Linked DNA regions of Mus musculus: regions 2 and 3 are each linked to region 1. A link is a loop called in an ENCODE intact Hi-C map of the cell type or tissue named here. Cell type or tissue: left cerebral cortex. All regions are shown on one strand.

Region 1 (8,000 bases):
GCATCTGCTGGTCAAGGGGACACGGTGGCTCCACATCCTTGCATGCTCTCTGCTTTTTTTCCTTTTTATTTATTCTTCTCTCATACAATGCATCCCAGCAGCAGTCACTTTCCTTTCCTTCCACTCATCCCTGCCACTCTGACCTATGTCTTTCCTCTCCCCCAGATCCTCTGCTCCTCTGTTAAACTTCAGAAAACAGCAGGCATATCAACTGGACAAGGCATAACAAAATACAGTAAGACTAGGCACAAGCTCTCATATCAAGATTGGAATTGGAACCCCAGTAGGAGAAAAAGGGGTCCCAAGAGCAGACAAAAGAGCTGGAGGCACACTCATTCCCACTACAAAACCCCCAAGCTAATAACCATAGCATATAGGCAGAAAACCTAGTGCAAAGACACACAGGCTTCAGGGTTGCTACTTGTCTCTGTGAGCCCCTGTGAGCCTCTGTGAGACCCTGTGAGACCCTGTGAGCCCCGTTTAGTTGATTCTTTGGACCGTATTCTCCTAGCACACCTCTGCTTTAGAGAAGGCGATTAACAGACAAGTTTGCTATCACAGACTACTCATTCTGGCTTTCTAGAGTTGGGAGTGGGAGGGCTAGGGAACAATGATCACAAGTTCAAGGCCAGCCTGAGTAGCATAGAGCCCATCTGAAAATAAATACTTTAAAAACATGCTTGGGGAGACAATTCAAACGTAGGACATTATCCAAACACGTGAGAGCCTCCAAATTTGATTCTCAGTACCAAAAAGAAAATAAAAGAAAAATTGTTAATTAAAATTGAATATGGCTAGGGAAATGCCATGAGATATTTGCTTCCGTTGCTTAGGTATCCACCTGGCCTTCCTCATACCTTCCCGTACCTTAATTTATTGCTACTGAAATTTTTAATTTTCACTGTCTCCCTGATTCCTATAGGACAATTTCACAGATGTTATGCCTCTGTGACCTACCTGAAATCTTGTCATCCAAGTCACAGATCACTTGTCTGGACTACCCTGGTGGGACTGACTCTTTCTATATTGGCTGTACTGACATGTCTGTCTCCTCACTAAGCCATTGGATATTTGACACATTTATTTTCATTTCCCTATAGCCTTCTTCAGTCATCACATAAGGGTTGAATCCTGTGTTATCACATTTGTCTTTGTCTTAGGAGACAAAGACATGGGACATATTCAGAACCAACATTCAGGAAAATAACTTAAGATGTTTGGAGTCTCTAGCCACATTTATTTATTTTCTTATTTAACCCTCTCAGCATGCAAACAATCTATGTAATTTTATCACTGAAGTTCTAGAGAAAGAGCCAGGGGAGTTCCAGGCCAGCCTTAGCTATATAATAAGACCGGGTGCCCAAGAAGTGTATGAAGGAAGTGACTAACAGTCAGGGAGTTAAGTGGCCAGTGTTACATCACAGAGCTTGTAGAGACCAAGGAGGTTGGTACACCTGAGTATCCTAAGCTCAGCCATTCATACTGCTCAGCTAGCCCTGAACTAGGGCATAGAAATTTGTTCTAAAACAACATGATTCTAAATGATACAATTGTAGAAATACTGTGGTCTTTTACAACACAGTATAATCTTACCCCTAGTGAGACAACTTATGGGACCAGTTCTACACAAAACAGATGCCCCCATATGAGCACAGAAGGCTTGAGTAAATCCTACCTGCAAATGCTCAGAAGGATGTGGGCTACAGAAGGCTTGAGGGACAAGGGTTTATAGCATCTGCCCCAAGCTCTTGATGGCTGCTTCTAAAACATTTCTCTTAATTGGTGTATGCTTGCCTAAACATACTATTTTGATGTGTCTCATGTGGAATATAATTCTTGGCTATCTTAATTAGTCAACGAGAAACTTTTCTGTCTTAAATGAGTGAAATAACATCATCAATTAGACTTTTTATCCAGGAAGTAATATTATTAAAATGCTAACAATGGTAGTAGTTTTTGAGGTTTACTTCTAGCCCATCAGTAATGATGGAAGAACCCACCTTTACTATTTTGAAGTAAGTAGTTCCCCCGCCACTGGGAAAGGTGACATTCCTTGCTTCTCGTGCTTAGATTACCCTGCCATCTATTAATGCATATCCGATTTAGTATTACTTCTCTTTCCTGTTCAAAAACCTGTCCTCCAGGGCCTGTGATAGGGCACAGAGGGCAAAGGTGATTGCTGCAAAAGCCTGGCAGCCTGAGTTCAATCCCAGGAACCCAGGAAAAAGTGGAAAGAAAGAACCAGCTCCATGAAGTGACAAACAGGGTATTGTAATTACTCTATCACCGAGCAACATATGAAACCTCAACAAATATAAATTGGTGTGAATAAATTTATTTAGGCCGTAGATAAATCATTAGCTCATACTATCAGTGGTTGTAAATTTTAGATTTGGAATTTGAGTGTCTTTTGGCTTTCTTTATGTAATAATGTCTTTGCCCAATTTGTACAAAGGTCAGCTCGTTATTGAGATAAAATTTAAGGCACTTGTAAGTGTACAATTTTGTGAAACTAAATCATATGCAAAGGAAGTTTGAGACTATCAGAGTTTCAAAATTCTTCCTGGGAATCTAGAAATAACCAGTTTCAGACACCATGTTTGAGCATTGTTTGATCATTACATGATTTTTTCTTTTTTGCCCTGCCTCCTGGTTCCCCCCTCCCAGAGCTCTCCACCACCCCTTTGCATCTGAGAGGTTACTTCCCCCATCCCCCTTCTCTAGGGAATCAAGTTTCTACAGGATTAGGAGCATCTTCTCCCATGGAGGCCAGACAGGTCAGTCCCCTGCTACCTATGTGCCTGAGGCCCTGGACCAGCCAGTGTATGTTCTTTGGTTGGTGACTCAGCCTCTGGGAGCTCCCAGGGGTCCAGGTTAATTGACACTGTTGCTCTCCCTATGGGGTTGCCATCCCTTTTATCTCCTTCAATCCTTCCCCTAACTCTTCCACAGGGGTCTCCAACCTCAGTCCGATGCTTGACTGTAAGAATCTGCACCTGTCTCTCTCAGCTTCTGGTAGAGCCTCTCAGACGACAGCCATGCTAAGCTCCTGTCTGCAAGTACAACATAGCATCAGCAATAACGTCAGGGTTTAATGCCTGCCCATGGGATGGATTCCAAGTCGGTCCGGTACTGTTCAGTCATTCCTTCAGTCTCTGCTTCACTTTTGTCCCTGCAGTTTTTTAAATCACATTTTATTTTTAAGATTTATTTATTTACTTTATTTATGTGACTACACTGTCACTGTCTTCAGACACACCAGAAGGGGGCTTCAGATCTCATTAGAGATGGTTGTATTTTAGTCAGGAACAATTCTGGGTCAAAAATTTTGAAGGTGGGTTAGTGTCCCCATGCCTCCACTGAGGACCCTGTGTATCCATCCACTGGAGGTGGGCTCGTTAGGTTCTGTCTCCCTCCGTTCTTATTTCTTACCCCTTCTTTTTGATAACATTTTTTCTTATTTGGAAGGAGATTAATTCAGGAGTGACTTTCTCTGTGGTGAAGGTTTGGGGTCTGGCAGTTGCTTAGATCCATTTTTAGAGGAGTCGGCAGCATCCTGCCAGCCTTAACTGCTTGTATCTGGTTAGCTTGCAATTTACTGTTGCTATTTTCACTGTTCCCAGAAAACCATTAGAGGATTTTACCTAGAATGTGTCTATGAATATTCATAGGCAGCTAGCCTCTGTATTGGAAACCACACCCACATCTCTGCAGTATCTGCAGCATGAATCAGAGCTTCCCCTGGGACTCACAAGGCTACATGAAAATTTGATAGCAGCAGCCTGCAGAATGCACAAAAGGTCTGCTCTGCAATATTGATTTTTTTTTTTAAATAGAAAAAGCCCTACTGATTTATTTTTATGTATACCATGAAAATATTTTTAAGCTTCCCTTATCTTCTTGCAATGACTCAGCCATCGCAAAAGACTTATAAAATCAAAGCTATCATTTTCTGTAGCATTTGGGCACATACAGCAAAGCAACATCTTGTGTCTAAACATGACAATAAATGTAGAAGAGTAGTGACGTGGAGACAGGAAAGATGGTTCACAAGGAGCATCTCAATGGGACCATCACTCTGATTTTGAATAGGATGTGTAACTGCAGAGGCATATGTGTGCATGTCAACATGTGGGTAAACATTGATGACTTGCCTAGGAGCCTAGCTAGCTGGATTCTAATGTGTTTTGTCCACGTGCCTCCTTGGTGCCTGTCTGTACTATGTAACAGAGGCCGACTGGAGCCTTCCTGCCCCTAGGGATACGGGGAATCCTCCAGACAATTTTTGTGTCCATTCTTGAAATCTAATTTCCCATGTCCTGGTCTAGTGTATCTGATAAAGATTGTCTTTTAACTGCACCGAATAACTCAAAGTAGAAATGAATTGCTTCTTGAGAACTGACCACGCCTCTACCCTATGCCAGGCTGATAGAGCCACAAAGAAAACATTAATGAATCTTGAACTTCTACAACTTCAAATTTCCTTTTTTGGAATATTTTTCTAATTTCCCTCCAAGGCTGTCTCTGATTTCAATTCTTTTATAATCTCACACCTATTCATTTCTAACTCATTTATTATTATACATTATTTATTTGTGTGTTGGTACCTGCATGCCATAACATGCCTGTGAAAGTCAGAAGGCAGCTTGTAGGAACCCTTCCTTCCACACTGTGGGTCCTGGAAATCGAACTCAGGGCCTGAGGCTTAGCTCAGCCACCTTTACCAGCTGAGCCACCTTGAGGCTTCCCCTCTTATTTTAAAAACAAAAACTGACTTGAATTCTTTTCTCTCTAATTTGCAGAGTAATTTAGCAAATTTGCATATCTCATTAACTTAATCCATTCTCCTTAGAAACAGCTGAGTTTGCATAACAAAACCTAATCTCCCCCATGGACTCTGTGCTTTTCCTTGGGCTTGCTTGCACCTTAACAGAATTTGTGTTCTTGCCCGGTGTACTTGCTGTGTTGTCTTTTCTTCTCCAGTGATTTAAACTCTTGTCTCTTTTACAATTATTGCAAATTCCTGTCTCAATATCTACCTCCTACTGTTCCCACAAACCCACACAAAGATCTGAACACCAGCCTTGCTAAATTCCTCACCATATTCAAAGCCAACTACTCTGGACCCCTCTTATCTGAAATCTACAGTAAATTTCTTTATTCTCCTTATAGTGGTCAATGTCGCTGTTGTCTTATCAGACATGAGAGCCTTTTTAAAACTGCACTAGCTGCATGTACTTAACATAGAGGTGCTGAAGAAAACTGTCCACCTCTAAGCTTTCTGTTCTCACGATAGCTCTGTTCTTTGGCGAGCATTAATTCTCTCTACAGTGTGTCTTATGACTCTGTTAATGTTAATGACTGCAATTATTAACCTGCTGCTTGGTCTCCCCACACTCCCCAGTCAGGATCAAGCCACTTGAGTTTATTTCTTCTGCATTTAGGGTAGCGTCTGGAGGAAGGCCAGCAGGTGCCTGTTTTTTCATTAAATAGTGGATGATTCATATTTGATTTTTGATACTTGGAGACAAATATATTTCAAGTGAAGTCTTCTGACACTTTTTAATAAGATAAAGATTATGTCTTTCACCAAGCTTTAGTCAACCTTCTCTGAGTCATCTTTCAGGCATAGTCTGGGTCCTGTGCACTGTCTAAGCTTAACTAGGTCCAGTTTTAGCAAGAATCTTGTTAATTCAGGTTAGCCAGGATCCCTCTGGTCTTTTGACTCTTTTCTGCTGCTACTCAATACTTACCTGTCTTTTCTTTGTTTTGGGAAAGGCATCCCTTTTTCCCCTTCTAGAACATCCTTAATAGGAATCTGAATAACTTCTCTTTAACAGATATTCCCACAGAGAATTCTCCCATGTCCCATAAATGTGGAGTTTGAAAGGTGGACTGATTATTTTTTGAGAATTTAAAAAATTCTAAATACCTATAATCAAACATATATATATATATATATATATGCCATCTATATGAGTAACTAGTTGATTTGTTCCTGGAGACTAGATTACTCATATGTAGGAACTTGACTGTGTACAGTCAGTGTAACAGATGATATTTTCAAAATTATCCTAGTAGTACACTCATGTTCACACATAAAATCAGGAGAGATTGGCTTTATATTGAATGTAACAATACTTGCTTCTAAGTTATTACTCACAAGCTTCCAGGGAAACATAATAGTAGAGTTAGAGGTAGAGGTGAGAAATTTAGTATGGATATTTGATCAACTGATTGTGAAGGCAAGAAGTCCCAGTGTATGCCATGGGTCTGCTCTATTCAGTCTGAGAATTGAAGGTGCACAATGTGAAGGCTTTAAAAATAGGAGCATATGAAGGGATGGGGAGAGGTGAGATAGCCTATGTGTCTTGAGTTGCAGATATAGGAAATAGTAGGAGAGGAAGTGGTGAGGACTGTGCAGGCCATGTCAGCATCATATTACATAGTATCTCAAGTTACGTTCTCTGGCTTTTTTTCTTGATTGCAGCCAGGAGAGAGTTTGGAGTAAAAGGGTGATAGCTCACAACTGCAGAAGAATCACTCTAATTTCTGTGTGAACAGTAGACTCTACAGGAGCAGAAGAAGAAGCAAAGAGAATAGAAAGGATGCTATTGCTTCTGTTGGGGAATAGATAGAAGCAAACTTGACCAAAACAAAAGCAGATGAAATGGTGAGAAAGAGTCCAGATTTTAGATCTTTGTTAAGACTGTAGTATGGGACTTTTTGATAGATTTGGAGTTGAGTAGGAAGAGAGGAAGTTGAAGGACTTTTGATTCAACAAGAAACATGAACAGTCGTATTGCGTTTATAAGCTAGGAGTTAGTAAGACTCCTAGACATTTGCTTTTAAGTATTGGAAGATTTATAATAAGCATGGCCTCTCAAATGAAGAATCAAACTCATTGTCTTCTTGCCAAGATAGCAGGAGGCTAGGACTGATTTGATTTGTGTGATTAGATAGTTGAACGCTGCATATTTCTAAGGCTACCAGGCTGGAAGATGGAAGCTAAAATTCTCAGTGAAAGACTGCCTGTTTATATTTCATGAACTTAACAGCAATATTTGAACTAGATAATTAAGCCTTGAGGCAGTTTGGCTCCCATAGTGCTCTACCTAAAGAAACCTTGCATATTTCTCCCTAGCAGTAAGACAGAATGCCTTCTCAGCTCTGGGGATGTTTCAATGTAGAAGCATTGTTTCTAGCAAAAGAGACTTTCCATGGTCGCTTCTAAAGGCTGCTAACATTGCTTCAGAAATAAGTCATTATTAGTGTCACCTCCCCTCAAAAAACAGGTAAATTGAAAATCGAGGCAGAAATTTAAAACTTTCAGAGTTCATATACACACAGTATTTAACTAGATGTCTTTCATGCACACCCTATGAAGATGATAGATCTGATTGCTTTGTCTTTGTCATCAAAGGAATGTAATGTCTTAAAGAGGAAAGAAACTAAAGAAGCCAACCCATCACACTCACACACACACACACACACACACACACACACACACACACACACACACACATACACACATGGCCTCAACACCAAATAGGGGTGAAAGTTAGACAGCTAACTGAGTTGACTAAAGTGTTACTATAGTTAAATATTTCCCCATCAGAGTATTCAAATGTAATTATTGAGAATTTAACTTTATTTTTCATCTTTTCTTCTGTAGTTTTTCTTCTGGAACAACCAGTACTCATTGCAGTCAAGTTTATATTTGAGTGTCGTTGGGAAATAATTTAAGGAGGCTATTGGCAAGTTGCATAGGGACTTGCTTTTATTGAGTGATCATAAAATATCTTATATAAGCAATTGGAGCCTATCCAGTTTTTTTTCCTGGTTGCAGAGAAACTTGTCCTCTAACTCCTGGAGATAGGAATCTCAGACTCAACGAATTGTAGCTCAGTCATTAGGCATTACCTCATCAGAAGAGTTTTTCATTGGCTGCTTATTTTCCATGGAGCTTTAATACAGTTTCTAGTACTTTAACCCTTGTA
Region 2 (8,000 bases), 230 kb before region 1:
TACCCACCCACTCCCCCTTTTTGGCCCTGGCGTTCCCCTGTACTGGGGCATATAAAGTTTGCAAGTCCAAAGGGCCTCTCTTTCCAGTGATGGCTGACTAGGCCATCTTTTGATACATATGCAGCTAGAGACAAGAGCTCCGGGCTACTGGTTAGTTCATATTGTTGTTCCACCTATAGGGTTGCAGTTCCCTTTAGCTCCTTGGGTTCTTTCTCTAGCTCCTCCATTGGGGGCCGTGTGACCCATCCAATAGCTGACTGTGATCATCCACTTCTGTGTTTGCTAGGCCCCGGCATAGTCTCACAAGAGACAGCTATATCTGGGTCCTTACAGCAAAATCTTGCTAGTGTATGCAATGGTGTCAGCGTTTGGAAGCTGATTATGGGATGGATCCCTGGATATGGCAATCACTAGATGGTCCATCCTTTTGTCACAGCTCCAAATTTTGTCTCTGTAACTCCTTCCATGGGTGTTTTGTTCCCATTTCTAGGAAGGGGCAAAGTGTCCACACTTTAGTCTTCATTCTTCTTGAGTTTCATGCGTTTAGCAAATTGTATCTTATATCTTGTGTATCCTAAGTTTTGGGGCTAATATCCACTTATCAGTGAGTACATATTGTGTGAGTTCCTTTGTGAATGTGTTACCTCACTCAGGATGATGCCCTCCAGGTCCATCCATTTGGCTAGGAATTTCATAAATTCATTCTTTTTAATAGCTGAGTAGTACTCCATTGTGTAAATGTACCACATTTTCTGTATCCATTCCTCTGTTGAGGGGCATCTGGGTTCTTTCCAGCTTCTGGCTATTATAAATAAGGCTGCTATGAACATAGTGGAGCATGTGTCCTTAACGGTTGGGACATCTTCTGGATATATGCCCAGGAGAGGTATTGCTGGATCCTCCGGTAGTACTATGTCCAATTTTCTGAGGAACCGCCAGACTGATTTCCAGAGTGGTTGTACAAGCTTGCAATCCCACCAACAATGGAGGAGTTAAACCTGCCTTTTGTAATAGGTCTTGGGCTCTACTGAAGACCTCGATGCTTATTTTTGATTTGGATGCTTACTTTTGAGTTTGTGAGTTGTTGCCAAGCCTAGACTTTAATTGCTTATCAAAAGTGTTATATACAGCCATTTTCATCCTGTCATAGGCTCCTTTCCACTCTCTGGATAACGTTCACAGATGCACCCTGAGTCTGATTTATCCTTCTTTTGTTGCCTGTGTGAATGGTGTAACCTCCACCAAAATTCAAAGATCATGAAGATTTTTGCTCCAATTTTTCTCCTAAGAACTTATTCTTTTACCTTTTCAGTGAAGGAGGTTGTCAGCTTCTTGTAAACTTTTACAAGCTGTGGGGTCAAGGCCTAAATTTTGTCATTTGTGTGTTAGAAAGACTTTCCTTTCCCACTACAGACTTGTTGGGGTGGGATAATCCAGGGATTGAGTTCTCATTTCTTTAGTCAATATGGCTGTGTCCACACCACTACCACAATGTTTGATGACTATAGTGTTGTAGTTAGTTTACATGCGATGAGCTGAGAATTCTCCATTTCTATCCTTTAACTTCGAGGTTGTTCTATCTCTTCAGAGCCAAGTTCCAACTCTGCTTTCCCTTGATAATGAACATGCAAGCCAGGTAGACCCTTTTCTCCCTCAAAATGCTTTGAATCATGGTGTTTATCACAGCAAGAACAAAGCAAAGCAAAATGTAAATCTTTTACCTCCATGCTTAGGTCTGCCATTAAATAATTCTCTTTGGCATTTTCCAGTTGCAGAGCTCCTGTTTGTTTCTGTCCTATATGTTCCTACTTATTTGTTAATTGCAGGTTTCTTCATCCACTGCTTGCTTGTCTAATTATTCTCAGTTGACTAAATGTCTGTTTTGTTTTGTTGATTTTTATCTGTCTTTAAGATTACTTTTGAAAAGGCATTAAGGCAATTTGTAGATTCTTTGGAGCATGGTTAGTTTCCTTTGGTGATGTCACGCTTGTTTAATTCTTCATTATCTATTTAGTCTTGTGCTGCTGGTGGCTGTACACATGAAGAGGAAAACATCTTATGAATTAGTTTTGGGGAGTAAAAGTCCGCTGTGTTGTTGGGTCTTTGTGCTCATGGGGGAGTGGCTCAGAGGGTTGTGGTCAATGAGTTTGAACTGGGTCATGTGACTCCTGGGTTCATAGTTTATTTGCTTGTTACCTGAGGCTTCAGTGTATGGCTCCTACTTGGTCTCTGAATGGGCTGGATCACTCAGGACCAAATGTCTCTCCCATCATGGCCTGTGGGCTTCAGAGTAGGATGATAGTCTATTTCAGCATTCATAGATAGTGAGCTTGCTGCCAGGTTCAAAGCTACTAGATGTGTTTTCTCCTGGTTCCCAGGGACAAATCCTACTGGATCATTGTGTGAGTCACTGTAAAGAGGCACTGGTCCTGAACGGTGGCTCAGGTGGGCTGCAGCTGAGTCACAGGCTCTTTTGGGAGCTACAGCTGAAACTGAGCTCTATTGTGCTTTCTCTGCTGCAATGAGCTGGCATGTCTTCTCATGGGTCTTAGGAAGCTAAGACAGGACAAGAGCTGGGCTTGATTTGCCAGAATGTTTTAGGAGCTAAAGTAAGACAAAAGTCTGTGGCCTTTGGTTGATAATATGATTAGTGGGACAATCAGGACCATAGCCATATGCACAAGAGGAAAGGCCATTTGGAAGTTGAAACTAGAACCTTAGTTGGAGTGCCTGCCCTTCCTTAAGCCTGTCTTTGGCTCTGTGGGGCTTTTCTAACCTCTTATACCAATCCTGATAATCAAGGATACTGATGACTTAATATGTATACAGTCAAGCATATTAATGATTTATTTGCATAGTTATATGTGTTTTGTGTGTGTGTGTGTGTGCATGTGTGTGGTTATATGACTTGCTTAGTTTTCTTCTTTTTGTCATACATGAAGTTTCAAAAATTAAATTTCTATATTTCAAGTCATTATTTTATATTTTAATTGAGTTTATCTTTATATTAAATACATGGTAAATAATATAACTGGTATTTGATGTATATAATGGCTGCAGTAGCCTTTTCCATGCCTTTAAAATATCACATTGTCATCTAAATTTATATTCATATATGTAAATCAATATATAATCCTCTACACATTTTCTTCTCTATATGATTGATTTGCTTGTCTATATTTATATGGTGCTGTAATGTAGTTTTGTCTTATGTTTTGATATTTTTTAAGGGGGCAATCTTTAAAGCTTTCATTGATTATTCTTACAGAGTCAATCTCCATATAATCTGTTTATTATATCCTGTGTAACTTACTTTCAATGATTTTTGCATATTAGTTCAGAGAAGGATCCAGACTTTGCTTTCAGAAAGTAGTAAAAGCAGACATCAGGGAAGCTTAAGTAGGCTCTGGTGGGATGCTTCTTCAGTTTTAAAGACAAGGTCATAGAACCGTGGGGCACATGCATTTCAAAGGAACAAGGCTTCCTGGCAGATGCTGCAGTGAGCGTCCCCTATCCACATATTTACCAGTTGCCAGGATTGGTGTTTCTAAACGAAGCAACTTTGATAAAACTTCATGCAGGAATGGTGTCTAGTGAGTTCTATAACAGCCATTCCTCAGGACCTCTCCATCTCTTTAAATCAGTATTCCCAAGTGGCTCGGTGGGAACCCCTTCAGAAGAGAACACAAGAGATTCTGGGAAATGGAAGCAAAAATGGTGCTGTGTGGGAGAAGGAGTGCTGAAATAGAATCACTGTCAGATAAAATATATCCCTAGGACATGTAAAGGTGGGGCCGAGTATGCAAGGGAATCAGGATGTTCGTTACAAGGGAAGACATTAGATTAGTGGACTCAACCTCTCTCCATGGACCCAGGATGAGCAGATTGCAGGTACCAACCCGGAAGCATGGCATCAGGTGCCGTACCCTGCTTAGCATCAAAAGCAATATTCCCAGTTGTGTGAGTGTAAGGAAGAGTCCCGTAAAGCTTAGGCATTGCAGTCTTGGGCTCCCAAGCTGGGCATTTATCTAGCTTTTTTTTTCTTCAGAGTTCTTTCCTCTGTGTGTGTGTGTGTGTGTGTGTGTGTGTGTGTGTGTGTGTGTGTTTCCTTTCTGACTCTCTATAAAAGTTAAGTGGAAAGGAAAAAAAATGTTCTGAGCTGAATCTCCTGCAGCAGCAGCAGCATGCAGGGCCACAGCTCTCTTGCTGAGCCTCATTTCTGCTGGGGCTATTTATAGACTGGCTCTGAAAATTTCCTTAGTAACAGGGTTGGGAAGAACTCTACCTTTGCTGCAGTGGGTGTCCCGAGCCAGCCTGTGGCCTTGTCCCCGATTCCTACAGCTTAGATAGTCTCAAGTGACCGTACGTTAGACATTACCTTCTCTGCCTTCAACATAGTTTATGGTTGGAGGAGTTTCATGAATATTTACTGCTCTAATCATGTGCTATATTTTGTTTTGATGGTAATGTGCTCTATTGAAGAGGAGATATTTCATATGGATAGCCAGGCTTTGTGCAGCAATGACTGAGGTGTAAGGGGAAGTTTCTCAGCCTTTGAGAATTATTATCCTTCTATTATAGTTTACATTTTCTGGGCACTGCTCAGAATCCTAACCTTTTCCTTTAAGTATTTACCCCTCTTTAAGTTTGTTCTTTTTTTTTCCCCTTCCCTCCAGCTTGGCCATCTGTCTCCCTCCCTTCGCTTCTGTAGAACCGTGCAATGAGTACCTGGTGGGGGGAAGGGCAGCACATGTCATCAAAAACATTTAGTTTTCAGAAAGTACAGAGTGACTTCTGCAACGTGTTCTACATCTTCTTGCCATCTGGACCTATAACCTCACCCAGTTAGAGCTCAGCTAACAAGGCCAAGGTCGTGGATTCCGACTCAGCGTGGTGATCCAGGTTACCTTGCTCAGGGAAGAACTTGACATTGCCCCCTCCTACAGTTGCTGGGACTGGTTGGGTCCATCTTGAAAGGCTGCTGACACAGGAGGTCCTGGAGAGATTTGGGCATGAGCCAGCCCTCAGTGTTAGTCGAGTAAACACCAAAGCATATGTTATAGGCTGGGTAGTCAGCAGGGCTCTCAATCCAATGCGGTTTTTACATTAAGCTTTAAAATAAGCCAATAAGAAATCCTTGTTTTTGCACGAGTTCACTTGCACAGAAGAAAATATGAACTCTCAGTTTGGCTCAATGTTTCTACCTTTGTTCTGCTTGTTTACTTGTTTTCCTTAGTTACCGCTTAGAAAGTAATCCTCAGTTGAGTTACAGATTTTACTGGTAGGAATGAAGGGGCCAATATAAGTGAATGTGGTGAGAGGAGCTGTTATGAGTAGCTGGGATGAGAAGTGCCACTGGCTAAATACAAAGTTTGTGAGACTCTTCTCTAAAGCTTTGCCCGACTACTGATAACGTATCCCCAGGATGATTAAATGATTTCTGTTTCTTCCATCTCACTTCTGTGCACTCCACACGTGATTGGCAGGGAACTGCCTCTTCTCTCCAGCCAGAGAATGCATCTATAGAGATAGTGGCAAGTACACTATCTCACAGGCTGTAACGGCTCAGGACTCTACGCGAGGGCCTTCCAAGTCACCACACTGTCTTTGGTATGCAGTCTCACATCCACAGAGTATTTCACCAGAAATGTATATTGTTGTCAACACTACATTTTCCTGTTTATTTGTGGATGAGAGATTTTACACACTTTCTCTGGCTGCATTTGTGCATGAAGTCAGATTTATACAGCTTGAGTGTGTCGTCACAAAGAGATGTGAGAGCTGGTTTAAATAAAATGAAACAAAACAAAACAATATAACTCAACCCCCCAAATCAAGCACCTAACTAACTAACTAACTAACTAACTAACTAACTAACTAACTAACTAACTAACTAACTATCTAATTAACTAACTAACTGTCTAACTAACTAACAACCACCACCCAGTGCCGTTTTAGGAAGGGTATCTGGCACTGCAGTGGATGAATGTAAGGTTTCTGATGTTAGACTGTTTTCATTTAGGATTGAATACTTCGTATGTTTTCAAATAGTGACTCAGCTGTGTTCATTCCTCAAGCTACTGGATTTGCTACAAAGAAGAAATAACCTTGGCAATGCTCTCCCCGAAACTCATTTGCCAAATTGTATTCTCACCTGCTCAGAACTGGGATTCAAAGGTGAGAAAATCATTCAAGGGACAGCATGCAGCTCAGGATCATGGGAGTCAAGAAAGCAAGAGATTCTTCCGTACTTTCCCACAAGACCATTGTGACTTCGATTATGTGACATCCTTGCTCCAATTAAAGGCATGCCTCGCATCCAGAGGGTCTCATTTACATTTTGCTGCTTTGCAACCCTGTCATCTTATCTGATACTTTACAATATTACATAATGTACCTTCTCTTGATGCAATTTCAGGCCTCCTGCTGACTGTTCAAAATCACAAAGCAGAAGGTCAGACTACATCAGTGGACGGCTATCAAGATGCATAGGCAGTAGCTCAAACAGCAGATAATTAGTATTTAAAGTGAGCCAGTGCCATGAGAAATGTAAAATAAAAAGCCATTATGGTGTTCTCTAAATTCTGTAACCGAATCTTCCATTCTTATTAAAAGGTGGCAGATTTAGATTGGTCATTAGAAATATTTCATACACATAGAACAGTATGAAATGTATGTACAGTAATAAAAGCAACCACAAAGCAAATACTCATAAAACAGTCATACCAAGTAGACATTTGTTGTTCTCCCCTGGTTGGAGCAGACCCTTCGCCAGATGGGAGGTTCACCCAAGAAAGATGGCCATCCAGTTCTGCTTGTCTCCACAGGTTTATCTGTCACAGAATTTGCCTCTGGATTGTTTTCATGCTAATGTGTTCATTTTTGAAATGCACACAGTGTGTGCACACCGTTTCTTTGGTGACTTGCTCATTATGGTTGTAATACTCTTCCATTCTCCTAGGTGCATTTCTACTTCACATATGTTTATTGCCGTGGAGCTTAATCTTGTATCCATACTTAACAACAGTCTGTATTGATTCTAGCTTAGGTCCTTTGGATGGTTTCCAGCTTGGGGCTGTTTTGAGTTATGTGACTGTGAAAAAGGTTGGGTTTAACTCTGGATTATGAGCCTTGGGGTATATGCTTTTGGGGTAGAAATCGACATCTCAGTGCTCACTAGCATCTGTCAGTCCATCACTACTGGAGGATGCTGAGCCATTTCCGAAGCATCTGTAGTGATTTCTCCATCCCCCTCCCCATTTTCTCAACTGTCAGAGGCTTTGCCAGTCTAGTGAGGAATGGCATTTCATGGAAACCTTAATTTATATTCTATTGCTTATCTAGAATGCTGATTGCATTTCTATTTAAGTAGCTAGCAAGAGTTCCTATTTGGAAAAGTCTATTCAAAATTTGCCATTTCTTCCCACCTAGGCTATTTATCTTTTTTGGGATCCTGTGTGTTACTGGGAGGGATGACTTGAAGATGAAGGATCTTGCCATGAGAAAACTGAAGAGAAGGTATGATCATGGCTCTGAAGAGTTCAGTGCCAAGGCCATACTACAGGCTTAGGGAATTCTACCCACGATCCAACACGGTGAGAAGGAGCTTAGTAATGGATGAGTCTTAGTGTAAGGAATCCACTCAGGACCCTCAAGTCCAAGCTCTCAGCACAAAGGACATTTACTTAGTTCAGAGGGATAGAGGCTGAGATAATGGATGAACACAGGAGACAGAGGAAGAGGGAGGAGAAGAGATCAAAGGAGAGGGGAGAAAAGGGGGATTTACCTTGAAGGAGGGAGGGACAAAGGACTGTCTCTGGGGACAGACATAGACCATAGGTGGATGGCAGTGAAGGTAAAGTGGGAGAGCTTGAGTTAGAATGAGGTATTTAATATTAATTGGGCATGTTAATTGGGTGAGCCACAAGGGACTTTTGATAGTTGAACCTTGGTAGTCAACCTGAGGAGCTTTAGGAATACAATCTAATGGTTCTTTAGCA
Region 3 (8,000 bases), 69 kb before region 1:
ATCTGCAAGAGATGAGCTATCCAGAGAATTTTTTTAGAATAGCAAGAGAGAACTGCTTGGAGCACTATCTCGAGCAGAAAATAGAGCTGTCTGGAGATCTCCAGAGAAAGCAGAACACAGAGAGATCAACCTGGAAAGCTGTCTCGAGCAGACGATAGGTTGTCAGCTTAGACCCACAATTTGACTTTGAGTCATTTTTTTTTTCACCACCCTCAAATACCCCTTCCCTCAGAACTCTTCTCTAAGCTGAGGCCAGTCCTTGGCATACTTGTTTTGTGTTTCTGTTTTTTGATACTGAGAGAAAGGCTCTGATGCTATGGTCCTCAAAAGATGGTTGTCTAGTCTCTTTAGGACAATAACTTAGGTCTTATGTATATTGTCTCTTGCTTTCCTTTTCACAAACCTACCGAGTAAGGGTCATCGCTGTCATGATTTTACACTTAAGGAAATAAAAAGCGTATAAGGAATAATTAGTCTAAAGTCTAATGGAAAGGATGTGAGAACCAAGGCTTAGACTTCATTTTCTGTGTTTCCTGCAGCAAACATCTCCCAGGGCTCACTCAGTGTTGGTTCAGAGCACATGGTAACATTTAGACCTTTATTTGACCGTGTAATTTGGGATCTGTGAGCACTGCTCTGTTGGTTTGTCTTACGTTAGTACACTGGAGATTATTTTGTTTTCCTAAGGCGAGCAGGTGTGAGTCAGCCCCTGGTGTGTCTGGACACCGGGGTCCTATTTGTGTTGCATTCAGTAGACTGTGAGTTCCCGTTTTATAGTGTGTGAACAGCAGTGTGTTTACACTTACAGTGCTGACGCCCGGTGTCCTTCACAACTACTTGTCCCTCTGGTCATTTGGTGATATCTTAGGAATGAAAGTGGCTGGGATGTTTTTACTCAAAATGGTACTATTTTAGGAAGCCCCTTGATCTCTTTTTAAAAGTCCTTTAAGGTATCTTAGTGAACTCCCGGGTTCTTCCATTCATTTTAAGATCCCAGGTTCTCAACAGTGTGCCACTGAGTATTTTTTTCCATTTTTTATTAGGTATTTAGCTCATTTACATTTCCAATGCTATACCAAAAGTCCCCCATACCCACCCACCCCCACTCCCCTACCCACCCACTCCCCCTTTTTGGCCCTGGCGTTCCCCTGTACTGGGGCATATAAAGTTTGCATGTCCTATGGGCCTCTCTTTCCAGTGATGGCCGACTAGGCCATCTTTTGATACATATGCAGCTAGAGTCAAGAGCTCCGGGGTACTGGTTAGTTCATAATGTTGTTTCACCTATAGGGTTGCAGATCCCTTTAGCTCCTTGGGTACTTTCTCTAGCTCCTCCATTGGGAGCCCTGTGATCCATCCATTAGCTGACTGTGGAGTATTCTCTTGAATCCCCTACTTGTGTGCATAATTCACCCCTGGAGCTAGTGATCATGTAGATTCCTTTCTTATTTAATAGGCAGGTAGCCAGTCGAGGCCTTTATTCTGACTTGACATATTAGTGAGAAACTATTAATTGATGTTGGTTGTAGGTGCCACAGTAGAGTGGGAAGCTCACTAAGATGCTAAGCCTTCATTTTCTGAAGGAACAGAGTGGTTCACCCTTCTTGGAAAGACTGACACCTGGCTAGCTCACCCCAGTTGCTTTATTCAAACATTATACCAGGTTAATTGGGCTGGGAAAGTTTCCAACTACCAGTTATCTTGTTTTTCCTGCCTGTAAGAACAGACAATCCACATAATTCTCAGTCTCTTTTGATTCTGGCTAGTCATAATCTCCAAACAATTTCTCATTCTCTACTGATTAACCCAAACATAGCAAAGTCTTTGCTCAAATATTTCACTCAAAGCCAGGCTTTACTATATATTTCACTACAAGAATTTTATTTATTTGGGGATTTTCAAGACAAGGTTTTTCTGTGTAACCCTGGCTGTCCTGGAACTCACTCTACAGACCAGGCTGGCCTTGAACTCAGAGATCTGCCTGTATCTGCCTTCCAAGTGCTAGGATTAAAGGCATGTGCCACTGTTGCCCGGCTAGTGAGAATTTAAAAAAATGTTTTAAAGAGAAAGTTTAGGTTCACAGTAGAATTAAGGAGTAAGATGGAGGTTTATCATATATCATAATCCCTGTCCATGGACACACTGCACACACACACACACACACACACACACACACACACACACACACACACACACACACACACACCAGTCAATGTGCCAGAGTGTTACATGCTTGCAACTGATGGACTTATACTCCTACCACCGAAGGACCAAAGGGTAAACTACCAAGACTCACTGTTGGTATTGTATATTTTATGGATTTCTGACAAATCCAAAATGACATGGATTCACCATGACAGTATTACCTAGAATAGCAAGACCGCCCTAAAGCTCTCCTGTGTTCTGCCTGCTCCTCTTCATCTCTAATCTATGGCAGCCAGTAAGCTTTCGCTGTCTCCCGAGTTCCACCTTTTCCAGAACGTCATTTGGGTGGAAGTCATGGATTTTTGTATAAATAAACAAATCCTCCTTTGTTGGATAAGTAATGCCCATCTTTTCAGTCTGATGCTTTTAGGACATGAAGATAACTTGCACAGGTAACTAGGCTCTCTGCAGCTACGAATGACGGGAACATCCCTTTTGTTTATTGTGGAAAACACTGAAGGGACAGACATTATTATCTAGTTGTATGACACGAACGTCCTTTGTTTCTTTCTATAAAATGAGGTAGTTAATTCTGATTATCTCTTCCTCCTTTCAAATTGCTTTAATTTTAGTTGCACGAGATTAAATATGCTCATTTTGCCTCAAGCAAAATGGAAGGAAATTGAATAGAGTTTCTGCTTGAGAAACTAGAAAGCAAAAAGATAACAGTGTAGGGACAAATCTTTGTTTTTAAATTTTACTTTATAGCCCAATATTATATTTGAATATCATAGACTGTGGCCATCTGAGAAACTTCCATTCTAAAAGCCCATGACCTTTAAGGGTAATGGAAGAAAAAAAGGGGGCGGAGACCAGCACACTTCATTAGTGTCTCTCACACTCTTACTGGCACAGATTTCCATTCTCCCTAAGAGCAGCCCTTAAACTCTGTGTAGCAGAAGATATTTGACTAGTCATAAAAGTACTTTCCTAACACAGAGAGCTGATGTGAGGGGACAGAGAGTCTAGGTCGAATTAAACCTAGGTTTTGGGAAGCTGAAATTCATCATCAGCTGTTCTTGGAGCTTAACACATTATAAATTTATGCGCTGCATATGGCGAGTGGGGGTGAATTGGAGACTCTAGCGAGCCACGCTTCCTGCACACGAGCATATTCCTTTCCTTGCAGAGAAGTGAAGTATGTAAAGGAATTGCATGAAAAAGCAAAGGCGGTTGCACTCATTGTAGAGTTAATTTCTGTGGAAGCAAGGATATTAAGATTTCTGATATCTTTTCCCACAATTGCAGCTTTCTTTGTGTTTAGGAAGGATGCTCAAGGACATTCCAGGGACTGCACAAAAACAGCCAGACAAGAGAAGAGTCTGCTTGGATATATCCAAATCTCTTTCCAAATCAAAGTTTATTGAATGCCTAAGTTTGGCAATAACAAAAAAAATCATGCATTAATGTAGGATGAGAGTTATATAAAGGAATGGACCTAAAGTAATGTGTGGGCCAAGGAATGATTTGTCATTTGTGCCTCATTCTAATGAAAATGGGTAGGCGAGAGCTCCTGGGTGCATTTGATACCTTGAGGTCCTGCTGAGAATGCAGCTCCCGGCTCTCTATATAGACCCAATTCTGGAGCAGAGGGAATAAAAGCATACATACCACAATAATGAGATTACTGGGACAGCTCCCAAATTGAGACAGCTGAGCCAAATCGATAGATGCATTTTTCTTTCCCTTAAAGTTGCTGAGCCCATTAGAAAGGCTAATATACTTCATGGCTAGACCCTGGGAACTTAGAGAGCATGTGTCAAGCTCCCTCTTGCATTTTGCAAATTAAAAATTTAAATGCAGGGATGATTCCAAAACACAACCACACTATCGAAATGACAGTTTCCCTAAGATAAGCATCCCTAGTTCTCATTTGAAAAAAAAATGGCTTTATTCATTTTTGAATGTGCAAACTGCACATGAGTGTTTGACTGGTCTGCTGCAGTAGGGTGGGCAATCACATTGTTTAGGGAGAAGGGCAGAGACCTGTGAGTAGCATAGGGTGTAGGTTAGAGAGAAGACCCCATCTGCGTTGACTGTGTTGACTTGGCAGAGTAAAACAAATGGGTCTCCTTTCCTTCTGTGAAACACTACAAAGCAAGGGAGGACAAAACCTAGAAATTGTTTTAGAGAAACAATGACATGGATATATGTATTTAGTTCAAAGGTGTTTTCTTCATCATGTTGACAATTAAATTGCAAGTTAAAAAGGAATATTTACTGAGAAAGGATTGCTTAAATTAACTTTGATATGGTAAGCAAAAAAGGATATATTTAGCTAAATTTATATTTACAGAACATTTCATGTAATGGAAAGAGACGCATGGTATAACATTGATTTTAAAAATAAGCTGGAGAGGGGACTCAGTGGCTACCAGCACTGACTGTTCTTGTAGAGGACTGAGATTTGGTTCCCAGCATCGACATAAGGCTGTTCAAGTCATCTGTAACTCTAGTTCTATAGCACCTAAGGCTGCCTTCTGACCTTTGAAGGCCTCTATACAAGCATGGTACATATAGATTAACACATAGACATAAATAAATAAGTCTCTCTTGTGTGTTTGTCTATGTGTATGTCTCTGTGTTGTGTATGACCCATATAGAGAATTAATTCTGTAGCTAGATCAATAAAAGCAAACATACCTCATGCATAAATGGACCATGGATACAACAATACATAGTTTGAGAATTCACAAACCATATGCATTACATATTGCTTTAAAGACAAGGCTTTACTGTGTTGCCCAAGCTGGCCTAAAATTCATAGAGGTACACCTTTCTCGGCTTCCGGCGCACTGAGACTATAGTCATGTGCAAAGGCCATTGACTAGGTTGTGGGTAGCAAGTCAAGTGTGCACAGAAAAGAGCATTAATTAGACCACGGCTACACAACTGAAGCAGCCTGTCTAAGGATCAGTTTTATTCCCTTGTTTCACCTCTGTTTTCCTAAGTTCTCCTAGAAACATGGGGCTTGTTTCACAGAGAATAAAACTACATAGTATTTTCATAAAATAGCAGATGTCGAGTCATTCCGCAGTTGAACAAAAGAATATTCTAGCACGTGTATCGGCATTATGTCTCCTGAGAGAAAGAGAGAAATCACAGTTTCAGTGATATCTTGAAGCATAGATTATGAAATGAGTGTGAAAGGGCCAGAAATGAGAAGACAGCAGTCTGAAACTGGGTCAGGTTGCAGAGATACCTAAGGAGTAAAATAGTCAGAGGATGTCATAGACAATGCTAGACAATGTTTGACAGCCAATGGTAAGGCCTAAGGTGGTGCTGGTACTATTGTCATGGAAAAACACTTACTTCACTTTCACAGCTTGCACAGAGAGGCAGGTGCAGGGACAGGCTACTTGAAGTATCTGATGCCAGACAGACCAAGTTTAAGTCGTGGTTTCACTGTTTTCTAGACATGACTGTTGTTGGCTTAGCTCTCTCAGGATTCATTCTTCATCGCTTGGCCAATTGTAGCCATCATTAGAATGCTCATAATACAGTCGAGTACTTCCTGTATCCACACAATGAGGGATGGTTATCAATATCCCATGGAAATAGACATAGAAAATGCACATTTATTAACATTACCATTTCTGTCTCTATAAAGTCCAATATTATAAAACAAAGAGAATGAACGAGACACTTTCCCCATGCCCAAACAATTTCTGATTTGTGGAGTAGCAGATGTAAGAGGAGATGCTGACTCTATTTTTCAGCATGAAGATGCCCAATCTCAGAGGCTGGAAAGTCAGCTCAGTAGTTAAGAGCAGTTGCTACTTCTATAAAGGACTGGTGTTTGGTTCTCAGCACCCAAGGTAGGTAGGTGGGTCACACTACTTACAATTCTAGCTCCAGGGGATCAGAAACAACCAATCCTTTAGTTTCCAAAGGCCCCCACATACACATGTGGGAACACACACACACACACACACACACGTGTACATGTGTAAATAACTAAAAGAAAAATGAGCAGCCCCCTAAGCCAAACTGAACTCACTCTGTTTGTTTTTCCCTCTTTCAGGGCCCAGGGCAGGATGGCTACCCAGACAGGAGTCAGTCTCCTGCCTTGTTTCCATGTAGGAAAAAAAAAAAAGCAGCAAGCATTTATTTAGCTTCTATTTAAAAGTTCACTGTAGAATTAAAACTCCTCATTTGTCACAGCTGTCTTTGGCAGTCAAGATCATAGTCATAACTGTCTATTGGCAAATTAAAAATGTTATTTTGTTGTTTTTGTTTTGTTTTGTTTTAAAATGCCATACATTCAAAAATTCACTGTTTTAAAAAAGTCCTCCTATTTCCAAATGTGGAAAAAATAGTATACAGAGATGTAATGTTGAAAGGTCAAAAACCAAAACAATACTAAAGCCAAAAATAAAAACAATGCCCCCAAATGCACCCTGCATTTGCAGTGTTCTTTTATTTTACTTTTTCATCAGTCTTGAGAGTCAGCAAAAAGCAACAGCATTCACTTCATTCAACTACTAATAAAAAAATGAAATAGCTGAGGTCCCGTGACAGTTTTTGAAGCCACATAGGGTGGGATGACTGGTTTAGGATCCAGGCCTATTAACTCTCAAACTGTATTATCTCCATTCTATCGTAAACATATTTTAAGATCTAGGATGTTGTATATGACTTTTACCTTTGAAAATAGAATCATGGAGAAGAACTCTGGTTTTCAGGCTGCTTGGGAGAGGTCTTAGAGAAAGCCATTTGGTTGTGTTAAGTCTGAATTGCAGGCTATCCCTACACACTGCTGGCTCACTCCCCTCCAAAGACATCATGGAACACAGAGGAGAGTTTAAACACTTCCGATCTTGTTGACCTACTTAGTACCAGAAGCTCACAGGAGCCATCGTTTCTTTAATGCACTGATGCTCTGTGACTGCGCATGGCAGCCTGGCTCTGTGACTCTGTGGTATTCATTAAAATATTCCTTTTGTTTAGTGCACAAGAGGACAGCTTGTGAATAAAGTTGATGCTTTCAGAAGTACAGGTGTGAAGCGTGTGCCACAAGGCTGTTGGTAGCTGATGATGAATAACTCCAGGGCAACGCTCCCACCTCCGCTGGGATGCAGAGAACCTAGAGCATTGTCTTCTTACCTTTTCCCCAAATGAGTGAAGATGTGGTTTTTGTTCCAGCAGCTAATGTTCATATAGGCAAAAGAGAGGGTTATAAAATGTTTCCCTCCTCAAAGCTTGAATCCCTTCAAAGTTAGTTTCTTCCAAAGAAAAGTCATTAATAAACTCAAAAACTTGAATATAATTTAAAGGTGAATTTTAAATTTTTGATATTATATGCTAATATTTTTATTAAACATGAAATCACTCTCTAGAGAATTAATTATAGTCTACCCACAAATTTTTTTTTTGTTAAAAATTTTAATTTAGAACCATCACACACACATGCTTATTGGCAACTTTTTTTTTGAGTATACCTTTTTTTTGCCTTTTTTAAAATTAGATATTTTCTTTGTTTACATTTCCAATGCTATCCCAAAAGTTCCCTATACCCTCCCCCCTACCCTGCTCCCCTACCTACCCATTCCCACTTCTTGGCCCTGGCATTCCCCTGTACTGGGGCATATAAAGTTTGCAAGACCAAGGGGCCTCTCTTCCCAATGATGGCCGACTAGGCCATCTTCTGCTACATATGCAGCTAGAGACACGAGCTCTGGGGGTACTGGTTAGTTCATATTGTTGTTCTACCTGGGGATCCATCCCATAATCAGCCACCAAACCCAGACACTATTGCATATGCCAGCAAGATTTTACTGAAAGGACCCTGATAC

The links. A loop is a pair of places that touch in the nucleus more often than their neighbours do. Peaks named below come from ENCODE experiments on the same cell type or tissue, not always from the same donor. Only the 100,000 strongest peaks of a DNase experiment are listed, where the experiment ranks them.
Region 2: it touches region 1 in a loop (3-fold over the local background); 2 of 42 quality-filtered maps call a loop at or near these places.
Region 3: a loop joins it to region 1, with 9 times the contacts of the local background. A loop is called at or near these places in 2 of 42 quality-filtered maps.

The regions. Positions count from the first base shown.
Region 1 is chr14:68,447,867-68,455,866 of GRCm38, forward strand. The region is part of intron 2 of Gm41190 (a long non-coding RNA gene); the gene reads right to left. All of the region lies in intron 1 of Gm31227 (a long non-coding RNA gene), which reads left to right. Among named protein-coding and RNA genes, the nearest start is that of Gm41190, 9.8 kb to the right of the region's middle. In left cerebral cortex, a CTCF peak has its summit at 3,205; DNase peaks (open chromatin) are centred at 3,134 and 3,671; H3K27ac peaks cover 823 bases.
Region 2 is chr14:68,214,438-68,222,437 of GRCm38, forward strand. No RefSeq gene overlaps it. Among named protein-coding and RNA genes, the nearest start is that of Nefm, 93 kb to the left of the region's middle. In left cerebral cortex, no CTCF peak of the experiment used is centred here; DNase peaks (open chromatin) are centred at 2,458, 3,713, 4,262, 4,895 and 1 more place; H3K27ac peaks cover 1,263 bases.
Region 3 is chr14:68,378,705-68,386,704 of GRCm38, forward strand. No RefSeq gene overlaps it. Among named protein-coding and RNA genes, the nearest start is that of Gm31227, 55 kb to the right of the region's middle. In left cerebral cortex, no CTCF peak of the experiment used is centred here; DNase peaks (open chromatin) are centred at 3,270, 3,788, 4,124 and 5,290; H3K27ac peaks cover 1,813 bases.